Regions from separate parts of the Homo sapiens genome. Here region 2 is linked to region 1. Evidence: chromatin contacts called from ENCODE Hi-C or POLR2A ChIA-PET data. All regions are on one chromosome and are shown on one strand. The core of a region is the stretch at or near the end of the contact, and the rest is flanking DNA. Distances in the headings are between cores, read along the strand shown. Region 1 holds the start of IP6K3 (inositol hexakisphosphate kinase 3). Region 2 has its middle 6.2 kb from the start of MIR3925.

Region 1 (5,293 bases), core at 530-3,029:
CCCCATCACGGGAGGCTTTTTTTTTTTTTTTTTTTTTTTTTGGAGACAGGGTCTCTCTGTGTCGCCCAGCTGGAGCGCAGTGGCATGATCAATTATGGCTTACCACAGCCTCAGCCTTCTGAGCTCAAGCATTCCTCCTGCCTCTGCCTCTGCCTCTCAAAATGTTAGGATTACAGGTGTGAGCCACCGTGCCCAGCCACCCCTTGTTCTCTTGCCGCTAACACATCTGCTGAGCGGCTCCTGCTGTGCTGAGCGTTGAAGTGGGCGTAGAGGGCACTGAATGGACAATGGCTGGCGGGTGAGGGCCAGGAGAATGGGTTCAGTCCACCTGCCCCATCTTACCTCTGTGAAATGAGCGGTGAGGGAGAAGGGGCCGTCCTGGAACATGTTCTCCATGGACATGTGGAAATGGAGTAAGTACTACACCAACAGGTCTGGAGGGACCAGAAGATGGGTAAGGGGGTCCTGGGGGATGAGTCCGAGAGAGGCTGAACCAGACCAGTGGGCAACCTGGGCCCGAGTGGAGCAAGCAGCATCTCTGGCCAGAGAGGAGGCTGAGCCCCTCATCCACATATGGAGCAGCCCAGGAAAGGCAGGTGGGGCACCAGTGCCCAGGGGAACTTCAGCCAGATGTCCAGGGTAGCTTGATCTTCCTAATACTGGTCCAGGGTTACTTGGACCTGAAGCCTGTCCCCTGATGAACCCTGTCCTTTGCTCCCACCCCCTCTCTCCCGGTCCACCAGCCTGATTCCTGAACATCTCAGGAACTCGCCGTCTCCTTCCCCACACTGCCCCCTCTCCCAACCAGGCTAGGACTCTCCCAGAGGACAGCATCTGTCTGCCCACCTTTGAGAGTTTTAAACACAAGCCTGAGCCGACTCTTCCTGGCATAAAGCACCTCAGTTCCTCCCAGAGGCTGAGGACAGAGGCTGGTGAGGCCACCTCGTCCCTGCCCCATCTCTCCCCAGTCCCACTCCCTGCAGCTTCCACCTCCCTGACCCTGCTCCCACCTGCCTCTGGGCCTCTGGGCCTCTGGGCCTCTGCACAGCCTCTCCTGTAGCTAGAGCCCCCTTCTCACCACCCTCCCCCACTCAACCAAATGACCCTGTTTCTCCTTCAGCTCTCAGCCGGTCAGCTCCTCCAGGATGCCCTCCTCACTCTCTGCAAAGTCCTCTATTCTCTCACCAGACACTTATCCTGGAGTTGCCCTCTGACTTGCTGAGCCCCCCAGCTGTAATCCCCTGACACTGGGGGTGCTTGGTCAGCCCTAGCAGGGGGTCTCAAAAAATGCTTGTTGATGGCCTGATTGTCCTCAGTCTAACTGACTGTTGACTGATGGAACGTCTTGCCGCCTGACTTTCCTTCTCTGGCAGCCACAGTATGGGGTAAGCTGCAGTGAGGTTCTTGCAGAGAGGATGGGGCAAGAAGCCCAGCAGAAGGGAGAGCATGAACCCCCCAACCCGAGACTCACCCCTTTCCTTTTGAATTAGGAATCAAAAAATAACCAGGGCCTTGGGGTGATGGGCCCTTGGTGCCCAGGTCCTGACATCTACGTGGGCAGCTGAGCTGAACTCTCCCCTGCCTCAGACCAGTCCTCCTTTCCTCCTCCCCTCTTCTCTCTCCTCCTCTTTGTCCCCTCCCTTCCAGCCCCTCTGGCCCTGCCCCAGAGCAGCAGAACACCCAGCTGACAGCTGGACATGCCAGTCCCCACCAGCCCTTCCCCAGAGGGTCAGGTGACCCTTCCCTCCCCAGGCCACGGCAGCCCGGCCCTCCCGGGCAGACCTCCCGCACCAGGGCTCTGGTGAACAGCAAATGCTCCACGCTGGGACGGGCCATTGCCTGATGCCTGTACATGGTGGGCACTGAGAGACAAGATTCCTGGGCCCTGCCTTCCATACACTCCCCACGATCTCGGAGGAAGCTCTGGTGAGTGCTGCCTTGTAGGCAGGGATGGGCAGGGCCAGCCTCTTTGACGGGGCCTGACTGAGGGGAGAGAGGGTCTCGTGTTCACAGGGCCTGTCTGTACCCTGGGGTCTTGTCTCCATTCCAGGCTGGCCAGGAGTCTGCCCCACGGAGGTGCCAGCGTCTTCGTGGAGGTCTGTCCATCTGTGTGTGGCGGGGGTGGGGTAGGGCGTTGGGACAGTTCAGTGTATAGGAATTCTGGCATCTGTTCCTCTTTCATCCCTCTCCCTTCTCCCAGGGGAATTCCACCCCTCCCCTTCCAGGGGTGCCTGGAGCCCTCTCACTTCAGGGTGGACTGGGACTACAGAGGAAGCTGGGGGGAGGGGCAAGTACCGGGGGCTGCGTTAACCCTTAACAGAGGCCGGTGTCCAAGAAACGCGGGCAGCATCCCCTGGGCACAGGAACAGCATGTCCTAGCCCAGCAGCCCCAGCTTTCCACGGGAGGGGGCAGGAGGCCGGCACCAGGCTGGATGACATCAGCATCTACAGCAGCTGCCTGGGGCCTGGTGCAGGGTGGTGGTAGACCACGGGATGGCGGTCATGGGGGTGGGAGACATGTCTCCACCAAACGGTGGTCCCTGATGCCCTGGGCAGTGGTGGAGTCTTGGCCCCCACCCATGACTCTTCTAGGTACCCTAGTGAACCTGAGAACTGAGCTTGCCTTGGGGGCCTTAAACCCCCCATGCCAGGCCCCTTCCCCTGAAATTCTGATCCCATAGGGAGGGACTCTGCCTTCTACATTTTTAAAAAGCTACCCATTTATTTTTTAACCTTTTATTATGAAAAACTTCAAGCATACAAATAGAGGGAATGATCTCATGCACACTTGTACATCCTGCGCCTGATTTCAGCAGTGGCCCGAGTTTTGTCGTATTTGTTTCATTGAATACGCTACAGCTAGAGTGTTCTGACATCACAGCACGCCTCTCCCCTGCACAAAGTCCTCAGCAGGTCCTCACATAACCCACTGTCCACTAACAAATGAACAACTACCCATGAGCGTCTGCATCCTGTCTGCAGTCTCCTTTCCCCAGCTGGCCCTACATGTCTGTTAATGTTTTGTTAGAAAAGGATCCAGTCAAAAGGCATTGGGTCAGCAGGTCTCTTAAATCTCTTTCAATTAGAAAGAGCCTCTGCCAGCCCCCCGACCCCCCACCATGGTGATTTTTCCCCACCACTTTGCCTTGCTGAATCAAAGGGGGGGTTGTCCCATAGGAGGGTAAGAACATGGCAGGGTCAGACAGCTCTCAGTACAGATAGGGAAGCTGAGGCCCCGAGAGGCAGGCTCAGGGAGCCTGAGGCAGAACCAGGTCTCCTGTCCCCTCCTGGGCCACTTCCCTGCATCCCTGCCCCTCAATGCTCCTGTGGCCTCTGGGGCCCTCCCTGTCCTCTGCTGCTTCCGGGGGTCACAGGCCAGGCCAAGCCCACCCCCTGGCCAGCGGCATCTCCTTCTTTCTCCTGCCCTCCACAGAGCCTGAATAAATCCTTCCCAGGCAGAAACCCGGATGGTTGCTCTCTTGTTCACTAGCAGCCACAGGGAACAGCAATAAACTTTATGAGCATCAGGTCCTTCAGGGAAGAAAGCACGTGCACTGGCTGGGGAGGCGCAGGGTGGCAGCGCGTGCTGGCCCGCGGGCTGCAGTTGCAGTGTGTTACCTTAATAATAGTTACTGCAACTCATCCGGGGCTGGGAGGCCCAGCTGGCAGCTGAGAGGCCTCACCCACCCACCAGGGTGCCACAGCCTGGGCGGGATGGACAGATGGGGTGGAGATCGCTGGAGACCCCATCCTGCTCTGCCCAGATGGGCTCTCAAGTGCCCCACCACCCCCAGCCCATTCCCACCCCCTCCCCTTCAGCCCCTGACCCTGGTTAAGCAGTGGGAGGGGAGGGCAAGAGATGTTATAGAACGTTATGGGGAGAATCCAACCTCAATGATGGCTTCTGAGCTTTTCAAAAACATCTGCCTGGTGGAGGCAGAACTTCAGCTGCCATCGAGGCTCTCTGGGACAGGTCTGGGCAAAGCCAGGCAAACCTAGGGCAGTTCCAAGAATGTGTCCCCCAGTGGCTGGGTGAGGAGGTGGGTGCTGGCTTTAGTTTCCAGTTAATCCCTCTCAGGCATTTGGGGCCTCAACGTGTGTGCTGCTGCCCTCTGGTGGGGAAAAACCTTGCCTGCATTCTCCCTCAGCCACACACTCCCACACACGCACAAGCATTCACACACACTCACACAAACATACAAACACATGCACGCACACACACTCCATCCCATTATTGTGTTTTGACCTTAAAGAGCTGTTCCATCTTGCAACCATAAAACTGCCATGCTAACCGCTGGCAACACCTTACGTCTGTGGCTCATAGGTCTCTTGCACAAGACAGGTGGTGGCTGATCATATTACTTAGAGGAAGGCAGCAGGTGTGGGGCAGGGTGTTGGAGGCTGGGAAATGTGTAGGCAGGTCTGGGTGTTTAGCAATATCCAAAATCCTGGGTGCAGCTTCAAGAGGCAAAGTCCGGAGGAGAAAAGCATGGCTGGGAGGGGCTGTCAAAGCAGTTGCTAACCATGGCTGAGGAGCTGCGTGTCCAGGGGTCAGGATCTATTAGGGGGCCAAGAGGGAGAAGCCCTCGCAGCCTCTGCCTCCCCCAGAGCAGCCCTTCCAGTGGCACTTGACTTCGTGAGTCATCTTGCCCCCATGTTTCTCCCACCTTGACAGCAAGATCAGAACATTGTTGGTGCTGCTAAGTACATTTGTCAGTGGCTGAAGGGTTTCTAAACTAATAATCTCTGTATTAAAATCGTATTTGGTCCTCAAGCTGGAGAAATGTTGGGAGATTTTAAATGTTAAGAAAAAAAAAAGAAAAAAAAAACCCTCTCAAAGGATAAAATCAGCCCCGAAATAAGTTTCTATGACTGAGGAATATGAAGTATTGCTCTGTGATTCTAGAAACCAAGCCTTCTCCAGGGAAGAGATGCTCTCCTAAGCCACATATTTCAGCCACGGCTGGGAAAGTGATGTGTGAAGTCCCCCAGCACTAGGTATTGATCCCACCGAGCCGGAGAGCCACACGGACAGAGGGCGCACCATCCTACAGCCCTTGAGTCATTTTTAGAATGGATTTTAAAACTCCATTTTTCCCCCTGGAAAATAAGCTTGTGCCTTCCAACCTGGATGGCCCCAGATGATGCACAACCCCTCAGCCATGTGAGAAACTCCAAATTTCTCCTGCCCATTACAACCTAAGTGGTTTTAAATGGTTTTTGGGTCCTCTCATCTCTAATAGATTAAAAAATGCTCCCTCGGGCATCACAAAGACATTGAATGGTACTTGTA
Region 2 (5,844 bases), core at 896-3,395, 2.9 Mb before region 1:
AAAATACCGTATCATGAGCTTTTCAGGGACAGGTATCTGTGACCCACCTGTGTGCAATGCCTCTGTGGTCCTGATATTCTGGTGCTGGGCTTGGACTCAAGCTGTGGGTTTCAACCCAGCTTAACCTTATCTGCATGACCTTGGGGAAGGCACTTCCTCTTTCTGGAATTCAATTGTCTCGTTTGCAAAGTGGGACCATGATATCATCTCTACAAAACCCTCTAAACACAAATGAAGAAACTTCCCATACCAAGCACCCAGAATAAAGAAAAAGGCTAGAAAAACCAGAAGCTATTGAATCACTTTTTTCCCTTTTTTTGCTTATATGTGCTAATTTTTCTACCATGGTCATGGGTTACCTTTGAATTATTATAAAAGTGAGTAATTAAAGGGGGTGGAGCAGAGCTGATGTGAAGGAAAACGCTGAGCTTGGCAACTTTCAGGGCCTCCTCTGTGCCAGGCACAGTTGCTGATGCTTCACCTATGTGACCTCATCTCTTTGTCCCAACAAGCCTGAAAGGGAGGCATTATGGCTCCTACTTCCAGCTGGGGAGACTGAGGTTCCCGAAGGAGTCAAGCCCTCACTATCATGAGAGCCTGTGGTGATGGTGATGTACCAGGAAGGCGCATACAGATGTGTGGCAGCAGCAGCAAGGTGAGCACTGCAACTCTGAGAAAGCGGAGCCTCCCCCCTTTCTTGAGACACTGCCTCAGAGCCTCTGAGAAAAGCCTTCCCCACTGGTGATACGCCACGAACCTGCTCCTGGGGGACCTGCTCTGGATTCTTTTAAGATCAAAAAAGTTTATTATTAAATAGCAGCATCGTGTCCAGTCAGAAAAGCTTAAGTGTATGAACGTCCTTTTTTATTTTATTTTTTTTGAGACAGAGTCTCCGTCTGTCTCCCAGGCTGGAGTGCAGTGGCGTGATCTTAGTTAACTGCAAGCTCCGCCTCCCGGGTTCACGCCATTATCCTGCCTCAGCCTCCCGAGTACTGGGACTACAGGCGCCCACCACCACGCCCGGCTAATTTTTTGTATTTTTAGTAGAGGCAGGTTTTCACCATGTTAGCCAAGATGGTCTCGATCTCCTGACCTCTCGTGATCCGCCCACCTTGGCCTCCCAAAGTGCTGGGATTACAGGCATGAGCCACCACGCCCAGCCTGAATGTACTTTTAAAACATGTTTCTGCTGCTGGGCGCGGTGGTTCACGCCTGTAATCTCAGCACTTTGGGAGGCCAAGGTGGGTGGATCACTTGAAGTCAGGAGTTCGAGACCAGCCCGGGCAACATGTCAAAACCCTCTCTACTAAAAATACAAAAATTGGGCGTGGTGGCACATGCCTGTAGTCCCAGCTACTTGAGAGACTAAGGCAGGAGGATCACTTGAACCCAGGAGGCAGAGGTGAGCCGAGATTGCGCCACTGCACTCCAGCCTGGGCAACAGAGCAAGACTCTGTCTCAAAAACAAAAACACATGTTTCTGCATAAAAGCATTGTTTGTATGCCATATTCTCCTTCTATTGAGTAGCAACACAATTCATCCTCTAAACAAAAAATGCTAATTATACTTTGCTAAAACATATCTCCAAATATGGATTTAATAAAATGCTTTTCTCAAAAAAGAAAATAAAAAGGGTCCTGCCATTTATAAGTAGATTGCTTCTTTCAAAAGGCAAATGCCAATAAATGACACTTCATCCTGGAGATGTGTAGTCCACCTGTTCTGTGCCCCTGAGCCACCACCTGTTGCCAATGTGTCTGCAGCCAACAGGGCTAGTCCTAGTAACACGGTGCCCCACCCCACACCACTGCCCCACCCTGATACTGAAACTGCAGCTGATGGGGTAATGCTCTGAGCTGCCCAGAGGAATGAGGCAGACAAGTCCTGCTGTGGCCTGGAAAACCCTCAAAAGAGTCAGTGCAATTCTCAAGATCACAGGTATCTGCCTGTTGCTCAAGAGTCCCAACCTGGCCACAGTGAGGGTAGTGAGTGATAGAACAGGGGAAAGGAGACAGCCTGTGGCGCTGGCTCGGGCACAAACCACTGGTGAATCAGACCTGAATTGATTCCTGGAGCCAAGTACTGTTTGCCATCTGTCTGAGGCTTTATCTGCCAGGGAGATGGGCAAGTGGCCAGAGCCCTCTCAGGGTGAGGGGTTGAACAGCCAGGCTCCAGCACACTGCCATACCAGATGTCATGACTGGTCACTCAGAAAGGGCACCGGATGGGGTGGCAGGAGGCCGAGCCCCTGGAGATGGCCCCCCTAGGCTCCCTGAGTCTCAGCCACCCCCTCCTCCTCCCTGGGCCTCAGGCTCTTCATCTGTAGCATGAAGGTGTGGGCAGTATAAGGACTTTTCCCACTATGGCTGCAGAGGGCTCACAGGCACTTGGTTGAGTTGAAAATATATACAGGTCTAACAATTTTTAAGTTTTCTGTTTTTTCCCCCACATAAAACCTATTCAACCAAATGCCTATAAACATGTTGGGGTGATGTTCTTCTGACGTCTGTGCTTCTAGGTTGTTTATGGGATGGACCTTCCTATCCTGTCACCTCGGGGATTGCAAAATAAAGTGTTAAAAAATGTTACCATTTGCACTTCTCTATTCAACCAAAATAACAGAAGGAAATTGGATTTCTCTTGTCTTTATGAGCCAATATTATTAGAACCTATACTTTTTATAGCTATACCATTTTTAGCTGTTTTCTGTATTCTACATAAGATTTCATTCCAAAAACTTTAACTATGTTTAAAGTTTGAAAATCACCATCCCTGGCTGGGCATGGTGGCTCACGCCTGTAATCCCAACACTTTAGGAGGCCGAGACAGGCAGATCACCTGAGGTCAGGAGTTCCCGACCAGCCTGGCCAACATGGTGAAACCCTGTCTGTACTAAAAAAGCAAAAATTGGCCGGGCGCAGTGGCTCACGCTTGTAATTCCAGCACTTTGGGAGGCCAAGGCAGGCAGATCATAAGGTCAAGGAGATCGAGACCATCCTGGCTAACACGGTGAAACCCCATCTCTACTAAAAATACAAAAAATTAGCCGGGCGTGGTGGCGGATGCCTGTAGTCCCAGCTACTCAGGAGGCTGAAGCAGGAGAATGGCGTGAACCCGGGAGACAGAGCTTGCAGTGAGCTGAGATCGCGCCACTGCACTCCAACCTGGGCGACAGAGCAAGACTCCGTCTCAAAAAAAATAAATAAATAAAAAATAAAAATTAGCCAGGCGTGGTGGCAGGCGCCCATAATCCCAGTTATTCAGGAGGCTGAGGCACGAGAATTGCTTGAACCCGGGAGGCGGAGGTTGCAGTGAGCCGAGATCACATCACTCTACTTCAGCCTGGGAAATAAAGTGAGACTCAGTCTCAAAAAAAAAAAAAAAAAAAGAAAAAGAAAAAGGAAATCACCATCCCTGATAATCTCTAAGGTCCCTGTAGCTCTGACATTCTACTAGTCTACCTACCATTCTAAAGCTCTGAACAAATTCATAGGGTTTTAAACCTGTCAACATGGAACCTTTTAGTTTCCTGCCTTTGTTTTTATGCACTTGGCTCTTCATATATCCAACTTCCTATCCAAATCCCATTCTTTCAGCACTTCAGTAAAACCCCTTCCTCACAAAGCACTTAACATGGGTCTTGGATCTAAGCCTTGGTTTCAAAATAGGGTAACAGAGCCTCCCTCAAGTGGTTAGGTTTAAGTGAGTAGGTAGTATGTATATGTAAAATGTTTAGCAAAATGCTGATACATAAAGCTCAAGGATCAGTAATTACTGTTATGATTATCTTTGTTAATGTGTTATTATTGTCATGGTGGAAAAGTCAGTGCAGACTCAATTCCCTGAAGAGATGTGCAACCTCAGGCAAAAAGTCTGGCCCATTCTCGATGGTGCAGTACTGCCTCCTAGTGGGTAGCTGGGCATTTTTTTTTCTTTTTTTTTTTTTTTAGACTCCTGTCCCCCAGGCTGGAGCGCAGTGATGCAATCACGGCTCACTGCAACCTCAATTTCTCAGACTCAAGCGATCCTCTCACCTCAGCCTCCAGAGTAGCTGGGACAACAGGCACGTGCTACCACACCCGGCTAATTTTTTATTTTTAGTAGAGACAAGGTCTTGCTATGTTGCCCAGACTGACTCCTGAGCTCAAGCAATCCTCCCACCTCTGCCTCTCAGCCCAAGTGCTGAGATTACAGGCATGAGCCAGTGCGCCCAGCCAATTTTTTTTTTTTTTAATGACTGTCACACTGGCCAGGGAGGTTAACTGGCTGTAGGGTGAAGAGGACAGAGATATTAAATGTCTGGCACACAAAGAATTGCCCATGCCCACAGGACTGAATCCATTACAGGTATAAAATATAAAAAGTGCTTTAAATTTTTCGAAACCTGGCTGGGCACGGTGGCTCACGCCTGTAATCCCAGCACTTTGGGAAGCTGAGGCAGGTGAAATCACCTGAGGTCAGGAGTTCAAGATCAGCCTGGCCAACATGGTGAAACCCCGTCTCTACTAAAAATACAAAAAAAATTAGCTAGGCTTGGTGGCAGGTGCCTGTAATCTCAGCTACTCGGGAGGCTGAGGCTGGAGAATCACTGGAACCCAGGAGGCAGAGGTTGCAGCGAGCCAAGATCGCGCCATTGCACTCCAGCCCAGGTGATGGAGATTCCATCTAAAAAAAAAATAAAAATTCAAAAGCTGGGGAACTTAGCACAAGAAAACATTATGTGCACATTTCACATATAGACATACCTCAGATATATATGGGTTCAGTTCCAGACCATGTCAATAAAGCAGGTCACACAATTTGTTTCCCAGTGTATATAAAAGTTATGTTTACATTGTACTGTAAGTGTGCAAAAGCATTATGTATTTAAAAATGTACAGGGGCTGGGCATGGTGGCTCATGCCTGTAATCCCAGCACTTTGAGAGGCCGAAACAAGTGGATGGCTTGAGCCCAAGAGTTTGAGACCAGTCTGGGCAACATGGTAAGATCTCATCTCTAAAAAAATACAGGCCAGACGCAGTGGCTCACGCCTGTAATCCCAACACTTTGGAAGGCCGAGGCAGGCGGATTACCTGAGGTCAGGAGTTCGAGACCAGCCTGGCCAACATGGTGAAACCCTATTTCTACTAAAAATACAAAAATTAGCAGGGCATGGTGGTGGCTGCCTATAATCCCAGCCACTCGGGAGGCTGAGGCAGGAGAATCACTTGAATCCAGGAGGCAGAGGTTGCAGTGAGCCAAGATCGCACCACTGCACTCCAGCCTGGGTGACAGAATGAGACTCTGTCTCAAAAAAAAAAAAAAAAAAATTAGCCAGGCATAGTTGTGTGGGCCTGTAGTCCCAGCTATTCAGGAGGCTGAGGCAGGAGGATCACTTAAGCCCAGGAATGCTTACAATCATATAAGCCTTCAGCCACATAACCTTGCTGGTGGAGGGTCTTCCCTCAGTGTTGATGGCTGCTGACTGATCAGGATTGTGGTCGCTGAAGGCTGGAGTGGCTGTGGCAATTTCTTAAAATAAGACAATAATGAGGTTTGCCGCATTAACTGACTCTTGTTTTCACAAGATGTCTCTGTAGTATCTGATGCTATATGATAGCATTTTGCCCACAGTAGAACTTCTTTCAAAGTTGGAGTCAATGCTCTGAAACTCTGCCATTGCTTTTTCAACTAAGTTTATGCAATATTCCAAATCTTTTGTTGTCATTTCAACAATGTGTGCAGCACCTTCAGCAATAGATTCCATCTCAAGAAACCACTCTTTGCTCATCCATTGAAACAAGTCTTCATTCGTTCAAGTTTTATCATGAGATTACAGCAATTCCGTCACATCTCTACGCTC

The links. Hi-C counts contacts between places; a loop is a spot of excess contacts on that map. ChIA-PET counts read pairs that join two places held with the same protein, here RNA polymerase II (POLR2A). Pooled maps may share reads with other maps.
Region 2: a map of psoas muscle shows a loop between it and region 1 (8-fold over the local background). The contact joins the enhancer-like site here to the promoter of IP6K3 in region 1. A Hi-C loop is called at or near these places in 1 of 168 maps with a recorded cell type or tissue (psoas muscle) and 1 of 50 pooled maps. POLR2A ChIA-PET finds 5 or more read pairs at or near these places in 1 of 52 experiments (CD8-positive, alpha-beta T cell).

Annotation. Positions count from the first base shown.
Region 1 is chr6:33,743,391-33,748,683 of GRCh38, reverse strand. It overlaps IP6K3 (inositol hexakisphosphate kinase 3), which reads left to right and starts at 1,779. Exons shown (of 6, transcript NM_054111.5): 1 at 1,779-1,926. RefSeq lists enhancers at 2,159-3,052, 3,053-3,945, 3,946-4,839, 5,098-5,293 and a silencer at 4,051-4,180.
Region 2 is chr6:36,613,397-36,619,240 of GRCh38, reverse strand. No RefSeq gene overlaps it. Among named protein-coding and RNA genes, the nearest start is that of MIR3925, 6.2 kb to the left of the region's middle. RefSeq lists an enhancer at 4,127-4,176. Within about 2 kb of position 2,145, at least 17 of the 41 ENCODE cell types and tissues checked have a DNase peak (open chromatin) inside an H3K27ac peak, as active enhancers do; they include psoas muscle, where a contact is called at or near this core.